2 separate regions of the Homo sapiens genome follow, and region 2 is linked to region 1. A link is a loop called in an ENCODE intact Hi-C map of the cell type or tissue named here. Cell type or tissue: GM12878. All regions are shown on one strand.

The links. Hi-C counts contacts between places; a loop is a spot of excess contacts. Peaks named below come from ENCODE experiments on the same cell type or tissue, not always from the same donor. Only the 100,000 strongest peaks of a DNase experiment are listed, where the experiment ranks them.
Region 2: a loop joins it to region 1, with 3 times the contacts of the local background. A loop is called at or near these places in 1 of 110 quality-filtered maps.

What each region holds. Positions count from the first base shown.
Region 1 is chr4:156,198,816-156,203,815 of GRCh38, forward strand. No RefSeq gene overlaps it. Among named protein-coding and RNA genes, the nearest start is that of CTSO, 250 kb to the left of the region's middle. In GM12878, no CTCF peak of the experiment used is centred here; a DNase peak (open chromatin) is centred at 2,426; H3K27ac peaks cover 621 bases.
Region 2 is chr4:155,970,014-155,975,013 of GRCh38, forward strand. No RefSeq gene overlaps it. Among named protein-coding and RNA genes, the nearest start is that of CTSO, 19 kb to the left of the region's middle. In GM12878, a CTCF peak has its summit at 2,265 (motif pointing left); DNase peaks (open chromatin) are centred at 2,238, 4,088 and 4,568; H3K27ac peaks cover 1,219 bases.

The DNA of each region.
Region 1 (5,000 bases):
TGGCACGAGGTGGAGTTTGGTGGGGGCAGTCGGAAGAGAGTCGGAAGAGAGCCGGATGCCCCCGAGTGGCCCAACTCCAGGGGACAACCATCTCCCTTCTGACTGCCCCATCGGCGGAGAGCTACTTCTACTCAATAAAACCTTGCGCTCATTCTCCAAGCCTATGTGTGATCGGATTCTTCCGGTACACCAAGGCAAGAAACCCTGGGATGCAGAAAGCCGTCTGTCCTTGTGATAAGGAAGGGGGTCTGAGAAATTGAGCTGATTAACACAAGCCGCCCATGGATGGCTAAACTAAAAGCACCCTGTAACACATGCCCACTGGGGCTTCGGGCTGTAAACACTCACCCCTAGACACTGTTGTACGGTTGGAGCCCCACAGCCTGCCCGTCTGTATGCTTCCCTAGAGGTTTGAGCAGGGGGACACTGAAGAAGCGAGCCACACCCCTATCACATGCCCTGTGAGGGGGACAAGGGAACCTTTCCTGTTTCAGTATCAGCATATAAAGGAACAAAAAAAAAATTTTTTTTGAGAGAAAAAAATATGCTAAGCAAAACAGACCTTTTATTATACCACCAGAATAATAGTTGATAAGCAATGAAATATCCCCCAAACTGTAGATCCATAGCTTTATACCTGTCGAACCTAGCACACAGTTCAAATTGTATTGCAGGGGTTTTAACAAGATGCTCAGAGAGAAATGATACACATGACACTATTAGCGGATACAAAACCTTGGTGCCCAGAAGAAGAATATATTGTTGATTAGTTTTCAACCAACCTGATGGCTACAGCTAGATCTACGGATATAGGTCACAGTAATTAAAAGGGCCCAATCTTTTCCCTTTTTATATGAGACAGTATAAATCCTCACATGTTGATGAATTCTTGATAAATCCAGTTTTATTCAGAGTGAATGATGCAGTCAGATCTTTCTAATCTAGTTTTTATAGCACTTGTACATAGTAAGCGATGGGTGCTGTGATCTAGAACATATATATTGCCCTTTTTAATATTTGGAAAGCAAAATTTTGTTTCTACTCAGATGAATAATAATCAAACAAAAGGAACAAAAATTCCCCCAGTAAATGTGAAGAGGGTAGTTCAAACAAGATTAAATTGAACAATGTAGGATTTTTTTGAGCATCTCCTAGTGGCAGCATATCTTATACTTTTGAAAACAGTGGTCAAACTTGTAATAAGCTTTCTTTCATCTATTTTGTCATTAATTTGGATGATACTGATGATAAACTTTGACTGAACTCCACAGAGAAAATCAAACAGATCATTCCAAGGAATTTGTAAATTTTTTTTTTACCATATATTAGTGGACAGGATTTAAGTATATAAAATGCACATATCACTTTTTCTCTATCCCTTCCCTTTTCGTTTTTGGAGACAGTGAGAGGGATGGTAGTGGGAATGTGGTAATGAGGATAAGGTACTGAGATCCAGGACAGGAACTAGAGTGAGGAGAGTTAGGCACTTGCCTTGAAGAGTAAAATGAAAGAGGGACCCCCAAACTCAGTCGTCCAGATAATATTTTAATGCAGTATTTTTAAAAAACCCACAAAAATAGTGAAAAAGATTCATGATAAACAAAATATCCACTTTTAAGTAAATACGGAGTAATGTTACTTATTTTTTCTTTTGTGTCAGGCTCTGATATGGTTTGCTCAGTATTGTTGAGAACTCTGTTCAAAAATTCATTTTCTAAGAATCATTAATTTTGAAAATAAAACATAAATTCTGATAGCACCAAGACCAGTATCAGTTTTATTTTTATGAACATTTACATTTACATAGTTATATAAGTAAGTAAATATTCGGGCACAATATACAGCAAGACATTTAAGAAAATGAAGAGAAAGGAGACTAAGTTTCATGTCTTTAAGAAATTAATTTTTTTAAGATTTTAATCATTTTTTCTAATTATAGGTAAATATATGGTTATTGTAACTGATTCCAAAAATACAAGAAAATATGAAAAATAAATGGCCAATAACTCTACAATCTAGAAATAAAGTTGTAAATATTTTGATGTGTTGGTTTCTAGATTTTGTACTTCACTTACATGCAAATATCTTTTAAAACAAAATATTGGATTTTTAGTTTAATAATTAATTTTTTCCTTGAAAATGGAAACTACGGGTTAGTGGGAATATAGACAGTTTTGAGACCAAAGAGGCATATTAAAACTGCCTTTCTAAAGCTTACGTTAAATTATTCCCCATCCTCAAGTAATGTGTGATTTAGCCTGTTTCTTTGAATACATAACAAGTTCTATCCTTTTTATTTTTGACAGTCTGAAGATGGCAATTAAAAAACAAACAAAACAACACTGTGAGCCCATTGTTGTTTAAAGCCATCTATTCATCTTAAGATTTCATGGCATACTAATAACACTATTTATAATCACCTTTGTCACACTTTATTATTTATCAGTTTCAGTTCCTCTTTTTTGTTCTCTTTATACTAAAATCACCTACAGGGAAATATTTACAACTTTTTCATGTTGGTTTAAGCCTTTCCTACAGAGTTTTTGCTTTAATACTGACAGACCAAAAGCTTCACCATGGCTCAGTTTTACTTTGTTTTGTTTGCTCCTCAATCCTTATAATATTGTTAAATTTTTCTTTAAGATGTTAGACTTTTCTCAGAATATATTCAGATTTTGATTACTTATCCATGTAATTATATGGGAAACTGTACATTCACATCTCAATTCAGACCATGAAAGCTTACTTCTACTAAGTATTCCCACGGTGATACCCTTCCATTTGCTATTCAGGAATACCACTTACCTGCAGATCCATCATTTGCTTCTGGATATTCCCATGCACAATGGAAGATTTTCTTTCTTGTTTTAAAATTTTTAAAAATTCTGTATTTAGTGACTTGTTTACAGAACGTGTTCCCTTTTTTAAAAAAATTTAAACAAAGTTCATCAGTCTCTCATAGAAATGGTTTTTGTGTGTGTGGGTTTTTTTTGTTTTTGTTTTTGTTTTTCTCCATTATAGGACGTGAACCTGACAAAGTTGTTCACAGGTCCGCTAGCTTTAAGTACAACGGGATTTCTGTATTCAAAAGACTATACTCAGTGCTTAATCAAATCCTGTCACACTAAAGTCAAATTTAGTTCTCTAGGAATCAAAGTCTACGTTCTTTCAAGACTATTTCCCACATCAGTGATATGATTATCAGCTTTTATAATTCTGCTATTTATTACTTCAATTATATTTCAAAATTTTAACATCACATTCTTTTTTTCAAAAAGTTTCACAAATATCTTACTTAGAACCATTTAAATGTCTACTTCCTTGTAATTCAATTCACGTTTAATCCCCTCTTGTATTTTTCTTGTCATCTCCCTTTCCTTCTTTGTTTCACAATAATTACATTTTATTGATTATAAAGCAGATGCTATATGAGATTTCCTTTTGTTTTCAGTAATGATTCTTTCTTTTATATTACGTTCTTTTACTATGTTTGCTGTAGAATATTTTCATAGACACATATAGGCTTCATTTCTGTGTGTATACTGTGGCTTCTGTTAACTTAAATTCTGGATCAAATTTTACCCTAATATTGCTTTCATAAAGAAGGTTGCTAAACTGTTTCTGGGGCTTTTTCTTTAACATTTAGATAGAATTGAGACTGATTCTTCAGTCTCAAGTTAGGAGCCTTGTTTGCTAGTTCATTTAGGAGAGTTGGGAGGGAGGCAAAAACATGGAAAATTTTACTAGATAACTTCTGCAAGATTTCTTCCTAATTTTGTCGGAATTCATATGCACAGGTCCAGGCCCAATAGACCTAGCCACATCTTTTTGCAAACTCATGGATAGCTCTGTTTGGTCTTTCTCATGATAAGAACTATTAAATATAATGTATTTTTGGTGCAAAAATAACTGCGGCTTTTGTTAAAAGTAATAGCAGAAACTGCATTACTTTTGCACCAACATAATAGTTTCATAAGGCTGTATCTCCAGAGTCTCTGATGCTATTCTCTCCCAAACGATATCTACACTTAAATGCCTACCTCAAAATTAACATTTAAATATGAAACATTAATCTTTCTCTATATTTTCTTCTCTGATTTGCCCATCACAGTGAATGCCACTATTCAATTGGCCAAGCCAGAATAAAAGTATCATTTTTTTACTCATCCTTCTTTGTCACTCCCTCAAAATAACAATTTCCAAGTTTTTTCAATTTAACTTCTATTGTGTGGATTACTGTGATAACCTCTTTACTAGTCTTACTACATTTAATCACAACCACCTTCAATTCTTTCTCTCCACAGTGGATATAGTGATTTTTCTAAAATAAAATACCATTCAATTATTGGATAAAAAGGAACACCTCCTTATCAAGCTTTAAAAAAGGCCATGCTGTTACAAACTATTATCGAATTCTTCCTGAATTGAGTGTACTGTTTATATGTCCAGGCTTCCTCCATACTACCCCCTTCCTCTGATTGCACTGCATCTATAATAAACTATTTCGGGTCATGAAATGAATTATTCTCTCACCCCCAACCATTGCACATGGTCTTCATTCTCTACAGAATACTCTTCCTGCTCATTGCCTTTCATTTCCTCACCCTGCTCCCTATACAGCTGCCCTTTATTATGTTCCCACATCATTCTGCATTTCCAACAACATCGTACTCTTCTTAATAGATTATAACTGCTTGTCTAATTATTAATTTCCCCTGAAAAATATAAATTCTGTGAGGAGAGAATCTGTCTGGGCATCAATGTGTTGTAGTACCAGCCTCTGTACCCAGTGCTGAAGGCCTTAGCTTGGGCTGCCACCATAGACTCCATTTATTGCAGGCAATTGAGGCTGCCCTGGATATTGGCATCTTTTCAGTATCTAAAGTGATTTTAGCTGAGTATTCCTTATGTGTCGTTTAGGACTCTCCTCATTGTAGGTGATAGAAGTTCTACTTTAACTTACTTTCAAAAGTGACGATGTGTTGGAAGATTAGGGGCAA
Region 2 (5,000 bases), 230 kb before region 1:
TAGAGGATGGGAGGAGGTCACAAAGCTTGTAGAAAACTGCATAGTTAGAAGTATTCCTAGAGCATTTCCTCTTTTTATAAAAATGCATAATATGGTTAACAATTACAATGTTAATTCCAATTTTTCTTAGTAAACTAAAAGAAAAATCACATAGAATGTATTTTTTTAAGCAAAAGAGCATTTATCTGCTTCAATCTCAAAGTGGTTTGTATTTAACATACGGAAATTTTTGTTTTTATATTTGTTACCTAGAAGACTGTGCGGTTTTTGTGTCCTTTGCCTTGGAAAAATTTTTTATAATTTCTATGATACAGAAAACTTTTCTATATATTTAAGTGGTCAGTTGTATTATATTTATTCACACCTGCTTATAAAATCTTTTAAAATGTCCGTATACTGTATAAAAATCTGTCTTTCCCCTTCCAGTTGGTCAGGTACAGAAAAAAAAAGAAATTTAAAATATAAAGAGGTTTAGGCATCAAAGATAGACTAAGAGATGTAATATTTATCTAGCAGAAGTTCCACAAGAAAAGACAATGGAAAGAGGATAAACTAAATTAAAAGGAATAATACGTGATTTTTCCAGACTGATAAATAAACAGTTCCTCAGATAGAGATAGAAGAAACATGAGTCTTGAACAATAAATAGAAAAACTGCAGAAAAACCAAGATGAAGGTAAAAATATTAAAAGAAGCATTGATGAACCATAAATTATAAGCAATGATTCACAAGAATTATAATTTGTCTGAAGCAAATTTTACATTAGCAAAAACTGATTGTAGAAAAAAAAACCTTGACAATACTGAGAGAAAATGGCTATCAACACAAAGTATCATTTAATAATGAGGCTAAAATAAAGATATTTAACACAATGGTGGATTCTTATCACTCATAGAATTTATCTTAAAGAACCATTAGATGATGACATTTATTAAGAAAAAACTCATCCCAGAAAAGAGCTACGGTTTTTTTTTTTTTAGTTGAAGTCTTGCTCTGTTGTCAGGCTGGAGTGCAGTGGCCTGATCTCAGCTCACTGCAACCTCTGCCTCCCGGGTTCAAGCAATTCTCCTGCCTCAGCCTCCCATGTAGCTGGGATTATAGGCGCATGCCACGACACCGAGCTAATTTTTGTATTTTTAGTAGAGATGGGGTTTCACCATGTTGGCCAGGATGGTCTCAATCTCTTGACCTCGTGATCCTCCAGTCTTGGCCTCCCAAAGTGCTGGGATTACAGGCGTGAACCAGTGTGCCTGTCCTATAGTTTTTTTTTTTAAGAAGATATATTTACATAAATATTTGTGTAAAATATAATAATTTAACAGTGATAAAGACACATATGGAATTTTGAGTACATAGGGAAACTAATATACTAGGCAAAAATTACAAAGATATGTGGGTCAAAGCATTCTAAAACCCTTTTGTTGTTTAAGAGTAAAACAGAAATATTATCATACACCTTTAGGAAGTCAAGTATGCACATTAAAATTTTAAGGGTAACAAATAAAAGAATAGGATCTTATATAAAGTTAGAGTGAAGGTGAGTGACCTGAAAGGAAAATCTAATGATATTGTTTAGAATGCACTAAAAAATAAGCATATGTAAAAATTAAAGAGATTTTAAGATACAGAGATTTAGAAAGTTTAAGAAATCGCTAATTGAAGTTCCAGAGGAATAGAACAATAAAAAGAGAAAATATTTGAAAACATACTGAGACTATTCTAGAGTTGATAAGAGATTATAATTTGCAAATTCAAGAAGTCAAATAATTAAAAGCATAGCTACATTGTGTAAGGCTATATTATTATTCCCAAATACTTGCTACTCCTTCCTGCAGAGGAAAATATCTGTTCACCCAGTGGATATTGGGTGTGGTAACGTAACTTGCATTAGTTAATGAAATAAAAGCAGAAGCAGCACATGTCTCTTCTGATTAGAGGCTTAGGAGCTAGCATGTTTTGCCATTCTTTCTTTTTCTTTTGCCGTAATTACTGGAAATGCCCTAAATTAAGGCTCTTCTGTCAGCCTAGATGTCACATTAATGGAACATGGTGCAAAGCCATGGGTAACTTGTAATCGATGTGTGGCATAGAGGAGACATTAACATTTGTTGCTCTATTTATTGATATATATTTGAGAGGTTTGTTGTTAACACTTTTAAACTAGACAGCAGTTCTCAATAGACAGAGATTTTGCCTCTCAAGGAACATGTCAATGTCTGGAGACATTTTTGGTTAGCACAGCTAGACGTTGTGGTGCTACTGACATCTAGAGGACAGTGGCCAGGAGCGCTACTAAACATCCTACAAGATACAGGACAGCCCCCACAACAAGACTTTTTCAGCCCATAAGATGTCATCGGTGCCAAGGCTGGCAACCTCTGATCTAGCCTATCCTAACGATTTTATATACCCAGACACATTATAGTGAAACTGCAGGTCACCAAAGACACAGTGTTGTTAAAAGCAACCACAGCAAATGGACTGATTATAATAAAAATACTATAAAAAGCAAGATAGGCTTCTTTAAGTTCCACATTATAAGCTTTTCAACCCAAGGACCAAAGTTGGACTCACACTTAGATAGGAAATTTTCGGTGAAATGAACATACATATATCAAAACATAAAAGAGAGAAATTTGCAAATTCATGTGTCCACATTATTCCCGAGCCAGACTCTGGCTACTGTGTTGATTGGTGTTGAAAATTAATGACTTTGTTGTATTCCGTGATAATGTGCAGTCATAAGATAAAGCATTTTAAGGTATTTTCCATTATGTGACCCATCAATGAAAAATTCATTATTTAAAATCCCTGGGAAAATTAATAGATATACCAATTACATGCACAACAAATGGAAATATAAAAATAACCTTTATAATTCATTCACTATGAATTATTATGTACTTTGGCCAAAGGTGACCAATAGCCACATAGAGTCAAGGTTTAAATTTATAATTATGATTTTTTTTTAATGTTGATATCAGGGATTATAGAGAAAAGATAGCAAACAAATTAAAGTTATGAAGAGAATACAAAGCATGCAATCCTGACAGCATACAAATTGGTTTCACAGAGCATTTTGGTCTAGATGTTAATGAGAATTTGTTGGACTAGTTTCATCTGTGATTTTAATAGTCTTCATATATTTATTTTACTCCACGTATTTTCTCACAGCACAGGTGTTGCATGTAGGACAAGTTGACACAATTAATAGTTACTTTTCTCAGACTGACAGTTTAAATATATCTTGTGATCGATAATAACTGGACATATTACTTATTTTCCAGATGTCTTCATGCAGTATAAGAAAACGAGCAAATAAATAAAATGGTTTTTTCCTCAACAACTTGAAAAAAATTAAAGTAGAAAAAACTTTATTTTAATTTCATTTTGTCTGTATTTGAACCTAACAATCACTTTCTGAAATACTTCTCTCCCTTTTTTTTTTCAGAGACAGGGTCTCACTCTGTTGCTGAGGCTGTAGTGAAGTGGCAGAATCATAGCTCTCTGCAACCTTGCACTCCTGGGCTCAAGCAATCCTGATACCTCAGCCTCTCGAGTAGCTGGGACTATAGGAATACGCCACTGTACCTGGCACTCCATATTTTTCTAAATGTTTGTTTCAGATGATGTTCTACCCATAACGTACTCACTCAGTACCACAAATTACTATTTGATATTTTGTTTTCACATTAAAATTGTCTTTATGAAAAACAAATAGAACTGAATTTTGTCAAGTCTTAAAAGTGATCTCTAGAATGCCTCTGTATTCCATTTGCAAATATGTACTACCAAGACTTTATTTTGAGAATTGTACTATGAAAGCCTTTACATGCGGTTGTCAAAGCGGTAAATGAAATAGGATGTGCAGAAAAAGAAAACATAATAATAGTAATAATAATAATAACAACAGCTCAAAGAGAGGTCTGGTCTTCGTTTTTAGTTACTTGGAAGTAACTTCTAAACACTTGGAATTTTGAGAGTGATTGGAATGTCTTTGTTATTCATGGTAATCCCCTCGTACCACATCTGATAATTAATGCCAATGAGATGACTCAGAAAGGAGCAAGCCATGCCAGAAAGACAAAACGTATGATTGTAGTTTTGTCTAGTTTTGGAGTTTGGGGCCAAGTGATATCAGCCTCACCTCCCAGGATTGGGGTGCTAGAGATCAAGCTCAACTGTGTGGATGCTGATTCCATTAATCCTGACTATGTAATGAAACCCCAATAAAATCACTAGCCCCTAGAGACTCTGATGAGCTTTCTGGGTTGCCAATACTCTGGTCATATTGTCACACATCTATCTATTTGTAGAGCTTAATGCACGCCTGATGCAAAGAGAGATTCAAGTTTTGGGATCCTCCCAGTTTCCATCCTACGCATTTTTTTCTTTAGATGGTTCTAATTTGTATCCTTTGCTATAATAAAACTGTAATTGTAAATACAGCACTTCCTGAGTTCTATGACTTGTTTTAGTGAACTGTTAAACCTGAGGGTGGTTGTGGGAATCCCCAAATGTGTAGCCAGCTGGTCTGAAGTGAGGGTGGCTCTGGAAACTCCCAAACTGTCAGTTAGTGTCTGAACTGAAGGTGATATTGTGGGGACAGTTCTCTTAAACCTCACAGTTGGACAGTCTCATTGAGTTGGCGTCTTAGACAAATTTGACAGTTGGAGAACTGTGCCTTTAACCTTGAGTTATGCTAACTCTGGATAGAAAATGAAGTCTTAGATTTTTTAGTAGTTTGCTCCAAATCTTCTAATATCTGGAGAATTTGAGATCTGAATTTGAGACCCTGCAGGGTGATCTGATTCCAGGATCCATCCAAGAACTTTAAGCTGTTTTAGAAAACTGCAGAATAAAAAGATAGTTTGGATTCCCCCTGAAGACCTTGAGACAAAGATATAAGTGAAAATAGTGGTTTTGGGAGGTGCAATAAATAACAGTTGGAGGATGGAGAATTGAGCCAGAAAGAAAAGGCAGCCAGTGTTATGTGTTA